Regions from separate parts of the Homo sapiens genome. Here region 2 is linked to region 1. A link is a loop called in an ENCODE intact Hi-C map of the cell type or tissue named here. Cell type or tissue: ascending aorta. All regions are shown on one strand. Links, peaks and the distances in the headings refer to the core of each region. The heading gives the core; the rest is flanking DNA.

Region 1 (5,388 bases), core at 95-5,094:
TGGAGAATTCTAATGTTTATATTCTGGCTCTGGCCCACTATCCCCACTCCTCTTTTCTCCATACCAAAAATTCAGTACCCAAGAGGGTATCAAACTGTGTTCTGTGGAACTCTCAGATTCTACAAAGGGTATTTAGAGGTTCCACAAATGTTTAGGAGTCCATTTTTAAAGAATATTTTTTAAGTCTTGTTAAAATAATAAAACCAAAAACAGACAACTAGCTCATGCCACATTTTGACACAGTGAGGAACACTGGGTCATGAACTGGTGCCTCCTGGTTTTCTTTTTTTATGTAGACCTCAATAAAACTTTTGCCACATTGTGCACCTGAATGTCTTATAAAAGTATCATTGCTTAGGAAAAATGAAGCATTCTCTTGATTCAGTCCTATCTGTGTCCTCTCCCTTAAAATCACCCAAGTCCATAATTGCAACAGCACATTCATTGTGCTGCTCTCAGTGTACATGGGAATACTGTAAGGACCACCCAAGGCAATGCCAGTATTGATGTTTTTATACCACAGGTGATTGCCAACACCCAGGCAGTTAGAGCCAGCCACTCCCCAGGACAGCCATCATAAAGCCATCCGTGGGTAGAGAGAAGTGTACCCTAAAATGAGGTCATTCTTTTTGGTACCTCAGTATCTTTGTATTTTTGGGGCCTTTATACAATCATTTAATGCTATTCATGAAGTTAGCATTTTTCCTTCAAATGCCTGTGCCAAACACACCTGTATAGTTTAGAGAAACATTCCTCTTTGTACCATAATGGAAGAGTGGGAGTATGTTCCCATCTTTTTAGTGACTTAATAAAATTCTCACTAAGTGAATTATATTCTCTTTCTCCAAGAATCTTTTTTTCCATATTACCTTCACTAATAAAAGATATACATGTTCTGAAAACACCCTTTATTCCATAGAAATTACAAAAAGACAACAAGTAAATGTTAAACATGAGAAGACTTTTATTCGACAGCTGTACAAAGTACAAAACTTAATTTTGGAAATTTTTTTTTAAATCTGTAACTGATAAGATTCCCAATATTGCTTTATTTGAGATCATTAACTTATTTAATACCAGAAGTATTACAAAAATTGCCAGGGAAAGCATCAGGAAGAATAGCTAATGAATACTGGACTTGATACCCAGGTGATGGGATGGTCTGTGTAGCTGACCACCATGGCACACGTTTACCTATGTAACAAACCTGTACATCCTGCACATGTACCCTGGAACTTAAAGTTGAAGAAAAAAAAATTACTTACATCCCCTTCCTGTGCCTCTGATGATATTCCTTCCTTACTCTGACCTCAGTGTTGATAGCATTTAGTAACACTAACGGAACCTCGTGGATTCAGAAACTTTGATAAGCCTAGGGGAGAAAATCAATGAAATGGAGTTGTGGCTTTCAGTCAACAAATAATTACTGATCACTTTCTATGTGCAGACGCTGTCAGTGAAGCTGAGGGATGATGGTGAATGGAAATGGACAAGGTCAGAGAGCTTACAAGCGAGATGGAGAGATAGATCTGAATCAGATAGTCACACAAAGAAATGTCTAGTTAGAAACAGAGATAAATGCAATAAAGGAAAGGGATATGGTTTTATGAGGCCATATGATAAGGCTCAAGAACCTGCCTAGGCTAAGGGCCAGGGAAGCCCTCCCTCCTTACCCAGGTCAAAATGTGGGATGCTTAAAGAGGTCACCAGCATCCTCCTGTTGAACGCGCCTGGATGTGGGCCCTGTGAATGTGCGCGTCATGCAATTCGTGCTTGGGGTGTGTGTGTGTGTTTGGAATAACTCATTCCACGGCACCCAGTTGGCACCACCAAGTGACAAAGTGAAGCAGGACCAGAGATCGGAGAACAATGTCATCTTTTACAGGAGAAAATAAATTGTTTATGCTTGTTTCCTCTTCGTGCGTGTTGTATTTACTATGGAGACCTGGCAGGGTTTGTGCCTCGGCTTGGGCAGCCGAGTAGCTCCCACAGAAGCCTCCAAAAGCTGCCAGTGCATACTGAATAAATCAAACCAAGAACATTACATGAGTATAATGGAAAAAACCCAAAGCCCCGTCGCCTCGGCACCTCAGCGAAAGTGCAGGACACACCTCTGAAGCAGGAAGGGCTCCTGTGACTCCTTCCCCTCTCAACATCTTGCCATGACACAACCAGGTCTGTTTTGTTAAAACATCCAGTTGCCAGTACATATTTCATAGTTAACAATGGAGGGTTTGTGCCGGTTTCGTTTTCACTTTCACCAGTGAGGGAAGTGGAACACAATGGGGGCAGTGCACAGAGCTGGGAACAGGACACGTTTTCTTTAGGATTCCCAGGGCTGGGTACATGGAAAATGCCAGAGCCAAAACAAACATGAAAACCCATCCAGATTCTCCACTGCGCGTTCTCAGTGGTAATAAAACACATTTGAGTTACCATCTGATAGGTTAGCTCTGCCTCCACGGTGAAGGCAAATATCGATGACCACTGTGAGAATTTCTGCCATGTAGAAAGAGAATGTATTCCATACTGCACAGAAAGCTGCTGTTGGTGCATGTGCATGCATGTGGCTATCTAATTGCACCAAGTGGATTTGCGAAGTGAATCAAATGACTGATTCCCTTGTTTATAAAAGATAGTCATTCATTTGACTCACCTAATTCTAGCTCCTTCATAAGTGGTCACTGTTGCGAATTAGTTCTGGACAAAAACAGTTCAACTGTAATGCTACTGCCTGGAGGATGTTTTACTCGGAGAAAGAGCCAGAAGTTCCTTGCTTTTTTCCTACATTTGTTCAGCCAGCATCTATCAGGGTATGATACAGAGAATCTGGTTGTCTGTCTTTCTTTCTTTCTTTTTCTTTTCTTTCTTTCTTTTTCTTTTCTTTTCTTTCTTTTCTTTCTTTCTTTCTTTTTCTTTCTTTCTTCTTTCCTTTCCCTTCCTTTCTTCCTTCCCTCCCTCCCTCCCTTCCTTCCTTCCTTCCTTTTTCCTTTCCTTTCCCCTTCTCCTTCCCCTTTCCCTTTCCTTTCCCCTTTCCTTTCCTTGACCAGGTCTTGCTGTGTCGTCCAGGCTAGAGTGCAATGGCACAGTCATAGCTTAGTGCAGGCTCCAACTCCTGGGCTCAAGCCATCCTCCTGCCTCAGCCTCCCAAGTAGTAGGACTACAGGTTCACACCACCACGCCCAGCTACGTTCTTTTTTTTTTTAAGAGATGGGGGTCTCATTATGTTGCCCAGGCTGATCTCAAATTCCTCAAGCAATCCTCTTGTCTCAGCCTCCCAAAGTGCTGAGATTACAGACATGAGCTACCATGCCTGGGCCTGTTTTTCATACGGACACCCTATATGATGCCATTCAAAATCTCAAAAGCCTGAGGCCAAACTGGATATAAAGACTAAGCATTGTCTTAAGATTAATGAGACCATATGCTTCAGAAAGTTTTTCAAGTAAAGGGCTTCTCAGGGATCCAGAAGATGAAAAAACATTTTGCCTCCTACATTTAACATTTTTGGGAATATGCCTCTGTGCTAGTTTAGGGGCTTCTCTGAAGAGTTCTATTTAATGAGATAATTCCATCTCCCCTAAATTTGCTTAACTCAACGCAAGTGTTATATTCATACTCATAGGAGTATGAGACATGGTCCTTGGAATTGAATATAAAGCAACATTTCAATAATTTGGATTTTTGTGTCCTCTTTAATTCTTTGGACACGTGAGCTGCTTGTATTTTAGAGCTGTCACTGCTTCCTTTTAAGGAAAGGAGAGGTGGCAATATTTTGCTTAGGCTTTGATAATATCATAGTGTAAGTTTCTGAGTCAAGATAATGTTTCTCAAATTCTGTAACATTGGCCATATCCATTTTTATTCACTCAGTCCAAATAATGTATTTTAGCATTTCCTACAGTGCCTTCCTTGCACGAGGTGGGCACTTGAGTACATGGTGAATGAATGAATGAATCCTTACGATTCTCCAGTGCCTAGAGAATGAACTGTAACTCTACAGCATGGCATACAAAGTTTTTTGAAGCTCAGCTCCAACCTACCTTTCTGTCTTTCCATCGCTTCTACCCAAAGTGGTAAGCACATAACATAAGCACATATTCTTTATCAGTTTTTCACTATTCTTTGAACTTAATTGCTTTCACAACTCCCTGCTTTTACAAATGAATCAATGAATGGATTTCCTACTCTGCATTCTCCATGTTGCTGCTTGTGTCATTGCATCATCAATTATAAGCATCCAAAAAAATTTTTTTAATTTGTTTTAGACACAACTTTCAACTAATCTTCCCAATTGCCTGCGTCACTCCTTGATAATAACTTGAGCTCTGAGGGAGTAACATTTACACTTTGAATGTGTGTCTGGGCAGCCATTCATAACCTTCAGATAATTATTGTGCTTCATCCCTCTTTATTTGAGATCACAAACCTTGCCAGATCTCCTGACTTGTGCACTTAGATGTTCTGTATGTTATGCTTTTATTTTAAAGCTAAGATCCCTTGGGATCTTTGGAGAAACCATAGTGTCCCAAGAAGGGGTTGAAAATCTCTGCATTGCAGTTTCCCTTAGTCATTTTATCTAGTCCATTTGGGTCCTTGAGAAGATTAAATTTATGATCCTGTTATCTGTGTAGGTCTCTCCAAAAGTTGAGCTCAGACTTTTATACAATTACTTTGTAGTGCCGGATTTTCTGATGCATTTATTGACTTTATTGCTAATCTTCCCAATGCATTTCTAAATGATAGTCTTTGGCTGCTGAACCATTCCTCTTATTGCTCCTGCTTTCTGCTTTCCCCCTCTCTAGGGATTGAAACCCAGGGTGAGTGACATTGTTGCACCCAGCATCTATCTACAAGGATACTGATGATTTTTAAATCCTTCATAAATTTGAATGTTGAACTTTACTGTTGGCTGTGGAGGAATAATCTACCTTCAAATCTCAGGGAAACATCCAAAAGAGAAAAGGGGAAAGCGTAGGAGAATTTACTTTAGCGCTGCTCATATATTTATTTTGAAGGCTGGCAGAATCTAAAAATGGGGCTGTAAATTTAACAGCTCAACCATAAAAACCCCAAAATAAGGGAGAAAAAGCTCTACTACTTCAGGTTTGGATACTGATATAAAGTTACAAGATTCATTTTCCTCTTCTGTCTTAAATTCTTTTTAAAAAATTTCTAGCACTGTCCTTCCCTTTCTTTTTTCCCATTTCGATTTTTAATAATTACTTTTTTAAATGTTACCAATGCTTTGAAATGTACGGAAGTGTTTTATAAATACATGGCTGGCATATTTCAGTTGATAGATTTCATGGTGACGTTAAATACTATCTGCACCTTATGTAACGCTGGATGATTTCAGTGAGGTAGGGACTGCACATGGTATCAGTT
Region 2 (5,388 bases), core at 295-5,294, 84 kb after region 1:
AGGCTGAGGCAGGAGAATCGCTTGAACCCAGGAGGCAGAAGTTGCAGTGAGCCAAGATTGCGCCACTGCACTCCAGCCTGGGCACTCCGTCTCAGGGGAAGAAGAAAACATATTTCATAAATATTTTATCTTTTTTAACATATATTTTTACCAAAATGTAATTATTTATTCCTGTACATGCTGTTTTTTATCAAATGCTGTTTCATTTCTTATGAGTGACATAAAGCCTTTGCCGGTGATATTTTTCTCTTATAGTTATAAAATCAAAAATATGACAGAGAGTTGTACCTCTCTAGAGAATGTATAATGCAAATGGATCTTATATATAATCATATCCCCTCAGCCTTCTCATTCTTGTAAGTTCATTTGCTTCATAAATAAACTAAATAGTTTGTACTGAAACCAGAAGTTGACCTTAATATTTGTGTTGGCTGGGCACAGTGGTGCACGCCTGTAATCCCAGCACTTTGCGAGGCTAAGGCAGCAGATCGCTTGAGCTCAGGAGTTCGAAACCAGCCTGAGCAACATGGCAAAACCCTGTCTCTACAAAACAAAAAATACAAAAATTAGCCTGGTGTGGTGGCATGCCCCTGTGGTCCCAGCTACTCAGGAGGCTGAGGTGGGTGAATGATTGACCCAGAAAATGGAGGCTTCAGCAAGCTGAGATCACTTCACTGCACCCCAGCCTGGGCAACAGAATGAGATCTTGTCTCAAAAAATAATAATAATAACAAATTTAAAAATATTTCTTATAACTTTTTTTTAAATGTGCTACGGATAGATTGCATTTAAATACTTGATAAAATAGTATTGTTTAGAAATCATGATTAGCAAAACTGATTACAGCTCCTGCTCTTATCACGTCCCTGACTATGTCTAAGTTACAGAATCTTCTCAGCCATAGTCCTCACCTAAATAAGGAAACGCATTTATCCCCTTATTTGTCATTTTCCTAACTTCATCATCTATAAAGTTTTCTTAGTGATCTTTTTAAATAGCACAGCACGGTATCATGGGTAAATTAAATCTAGAGATTTGGGCCAAAGATAGGACCAAAATAACAGCATTGAATTTTCCTTGCATATTTAGTCATAATGAAACAAGGAAAAGAAACCACAGGACAGAGAAAAAGGAGAAGGAAATACAGTATTAAGCAAAAATAAATAACTTTGGAACGAGTAACAGTTCATTCTATTTGTTCTTGATTGGTAGCCTTACTTTTACTGAGCAGGTTAATTTTATTTCTCAGCAGTTTTAACTGCTTCATTCACATGGTTTATTATTTTGTGTTATTTTCTTCCATGATATGGAGTACGACAGAAGCTGTGATATCTGTTTTTTAGCAGATGAGCAGAGATTAAGTGGCCTGCCTGCACTCTGGGATTTATTTGTTAATCAGTTACAGAGCCAGCACTAAGAGCTGGATCTTCTGTCTCCTGGTCTATACTCCTTTCCATAACATGTGGTAAAGTGCTTCTCCCTTGTTCTGAAGAAATCCCTACAGGGAACCTAACACTGCCCTGATCTGGAAACAACATTGTTACCTGACAGGCCGGTTTGCCAGGGTGACCATTCTTAAGTGTTTTAGGGAGCTAGGATTAATCTTTTTTTCCCAAGAGGAAGTAGCAATAAACTGTGCACCAAAAATAACGCTTTAGCTGCTAAATTCTGCTTAGTAGGTGGTTTCCCAAAGATGATCCAATGCAATGAGTCATCCCTCTGAGCACTTACTGCACATTATTTCTTTTTACTAATCCTCGGTGCTTTTGGTTGCATGTTTTTTAACCTTTAGAGCCCTCCTGGGAGGTTCAGAGTCTTCTCACTATGAATATAAAACAGACTCTACTACATCCCCCCACATGTCCCTCTTGTCCTTTACTTCCTATACTTTTCAAATCTAAGATAATCCATCACTTAGGAGAACAGTCAGGATCATGTCCAAAGATAAAAGATCAGCAGTAAGTTTCTCCAGAGTTAGCAGCAGCTCCATCTCATTCCCAGTATAAAAATCAAAAATGTAGATGGATGTAAGTCAATGTGTAGAACCCATATCAAGAAAACTATAAAACTTGATTGAGATACATAAAAATGACTTTCCTAGATATAGAGAATATTTGATTATTAGAAAGATATTAAATATTCCATTTTCCTGAACAGGAAGATTGAATAGTTGTAAGGATATAAAAGGTTTCCAAATTAATTCATAGGTTTATGCAACTCCAGTCAGAATTCCAGTGGGATTTCCTGAAATGCATTTGGAAGAGTTAAACTGGTGAAAATAGCCAAGAATTTTTTGTTACCAAAAAAAAAAAGTTATGAAGAGAAACTCCTGCTACCAAGCACTAAAATACATTATGCAACTACAGTAATAAAAATAATGTGGTACCAGCAGAAGTGACAGACATTAATGGAACAGAATAGAGAATGAGACTTGAAACCCTAATTTAGGAAGTGATGCAATTTATCATAAATCACAAATCTGGGAGGACAGAACGGCATATGCAACAAATGAGAATAGGGTAATTGGTCAATTTCATGGGGGAAAAATGGTAACCTGATTAGATTCTCACTATTCCTCACCACAGAGCAAATGACAGATGGCTTAAAGAGTTACATATTAAAAGTGAAGCCATAAAAGAATAAAGAAACTATAGGAAGTATCTGTGACCCTAGAATGGAGATATATTTTCAAAGCATTAAGAAGTCACAAACAAAAATACTAATATATTTGATTATATAAAAATTGAAAACTTTTGTTCATCAGAAAATAAAAACACTGCCAAGTTAAAAAGCATGTGATAATCTTGGAGAAAATGAATGAATATGACAAAGGTGTAATATCCTTAATGAATAAAAGAGCTCTTAAAATTAATTGGAAAGCCACTAGCACACCCCACTGTAGCTACACTACATTCCTATCACACTGTGTACATATCACAGTGCTAAATCATTTTATACTCATAATACAGTTCAGATGACACAAGACAGTATTAGAAATTCAGATCTTATTTTCCATTCACATATTCTTTGTCCAAAGGCAGTTTAAGGAAACTAACACATTACATTATGCTATAAATACTTCAGAACAGTTTGTCCACATTGACACTTCCATTTCCTAAAATGAAACCCTCGCTGGCCCACAGAGGGAAAAAAAAAAAAAAAAGGCTAGCTTTGTTAACCAGCTTTATTTCAACAAGCACATCCACATGGTAAGAACTTCCTCTGATGAGTCATCCACAGTTGTCAAACACCAACTTTCCTTTGTTTGGCCCATGCAGAAATCAGGTCTGTGGAAGCACAGTTCAAGAGTCTGAATCATTTAATTGTGTTTTATTCATATCTGAATTTGCATCTGTCACAAACCCAATGTGTCCACCGTGAAAAATTGCATCCTTCAAATATTACTGAACAAAAAACCCTATTCAAATAGGTCTGTTCTGTCTAGATTGTCTGTGAAATTTCTGAGGAATGTTGTGGGCTCTGTTTCCTGTACCAAATTGTTGAGTTATCACACATCATTGGATTCTACCCAAAGTGTGCTGGATAGGCATATTATATTCAGACAGGATACCAGTTGTCTTTACCATTCATAAAGGAAAAAGAAAAGATTACTCCTGCTCCCTGCCATAAGATATAAACTAAGAAGTGAAAATGTGTGTACCCATAGTTTTTTTAATGTGTCCTTGATTTCTTTTCTTCACCAAGATTTGAGTTTTATTCAGTCATAGCTTTGTTATGCACTTTCTTGTCACCCTGTACTTGTTCAAAACTAAGGACTATAGTCAAGACTCAGATCCTGCCCTGGGATTGGTGCCATCTTAGCTTGTTTGGAAAAAAAAAAAAAAAAAAAAAAAGATCTTTAGAGATACCATCATATCCATTTGTATATAAAAAGAGAAAAGAATGGAAGTGATGCTGTGTAATTTATTTTCATCTATTTACTCTATTTTCCAAATTTTCCACAATGCGTATATATTTTATAATCAAGATAATCTGTTACTTTTTAAATTTTTTATTTTTAATTTTTGTGGATACATAGTAGATATATATGGGGTACATGAGATGTTTTGATATAGGTATGCAATAATTTGTTATTTTTAACAGTACCCATGATGAATCATTCAAAATATAAATTCAGTAAATAAGCTTTTTGAAAAAGTTAAACTTGCTGTTGGGCCAGTAAAATTTTATTCTGATAAAATAAATGCTAGCTTTTGTTGATTAATCACCACACTAAACTCACAATACTAGACACTGGTAGACAACATCACTGACATTCAAGGGCCAGAGCCCTTATTTATATGTTGAGCACATTATAATTTTTTAAGGAAAAAATGAGAAAATCAGTCTTTCAGTGTTTGGACTATTTTTAACCAATGATTGAATCCAATTTGAGAATATTTTTAGATCATTTGTAATGCTTTATGACTGATACTTTTGGTTCCATTTTGAGCAAAGCTTCTTTTTTTCTTTTTAAAGAAGCCACTTCAGCCAACAGACACTTCCATTTCAGAAAATGTCTAGTGATTATTTTCCCCCAAAGGCAACATGAAAACCTTCAGCCTCAGAAAGATGTCATTTTGCTGACATCCGGCTGATGTCAATATTAGAGTTTTTGCAAGAGAAAGGTGTGTGAGCATAGAGGTGATGATAATTATATACTCAAAGACACACCCACAACAGAGCCCATAAGACTCCCTTTGGCAAAAAATGTTGTATTGAAGACAAAACCAGTGGATTCAGAGGTTAAAAGTAAGAAGTAGTTTTGAGAGCCACATTTTAGTTACCGTAATGTATGTAGTATTTGCTGTTGAAATGTCTCTATTAGACAGACTTACTTTTGTATTTTCTAATTTTTATTCCTTGTATCAATGTTGCTTTGAAGTCAGCCTATCATGAGAGAAAACTTGACTCACTTAGCTAGTTCATTTTCAGAGGTGTGTGTTACTGATTAATGTAGCACTCTCTCTTGCTCCACCTACACAGCACTTCAGAATCATTCTCAACCCAGCTTACAGCCTATCGCTACCAACCAGACTGGATGAAATCTCCTTGTCATCCTATATGTGTAGGTAGCTCCACCCCAGTGACCCCCTAGTTGTGGTTGCCTCCTTAGATCCAGCACTTCCTGCAGACTATTAATTTAACCATGTAGACCTAACCATAGGCAATGCTCTTTCCCTGCAAAAGAGGCAAGGTGCGTATAGTTTTACGAAGTCATTTACTGAAAGAGAGAAATAACATCTTGAATTGTGGTATGAGGAGGGGACTCCCCCCAGTCTAGTCCCTTATTACACAGTAGCAGTGAGTTATTAGGAAAAAAGAGAATAAAACCTGTCTGTCTGGACCACTTTCATTCTGATTGTTTTGAGGTATGCTCATTTGATT

Evidence for each region. Hi-C counts contacts between places; a loop is a spot of excess contacts. Peaks named below come from ENCODE experiments on the same cell type or tissue, not always from the same donor. Only the 100,000 strongest peaks of a DNase experiment are listed, where the experiment ranks them.
Region 2: it touches region 1 in a loop (2.4-fold over the local background); 8 of 110 quality-filtered maps call a loop at or near these places.

Annotation. Positions count from the first base shown.
Region 1 is chr7:92,714,996-92,720,383 of GRCh38, reverse strand. The region is part of intron 4 of CDK6 (cyclin dependent kinase 6); the gene reads left to right. Among named protein-coding and RNA genes, the nearest start is that of CDK6-AS1, 120 kb to the left of the region's middle. RefSeq lists enhancers at 2,137-2,436, 2,457-2,506. In ascending aorta, for the core only: no CTCF peak of the experiment used is centred there; DNase peaks (open chromatin) are centred at 1,813 and 2,203; H3K4me3 peaks cover 2,093 bases; H3K27ac peaks cover 3,378 bases.
Region 2 is chr7:92,631,400-92,636,787 of GRCh38, reverse strand. The region is part of intron 5 of CDK6 (cyclin dependent kinase 6); the gene reads left to right. Among named protein-coding and RNA genes, the nearest start is that of FAM133B, 44 kb to the right of the region's middle. RefSeq lists enhancers at 4,478-4,527, 4,638-4,727. In ascending aorta, for the core only: no CTCF peak of the experiment used is centred there; a DNase peak (open chromatin) is centred at 3,247; H3K27ac peaks cover 3,192 bases.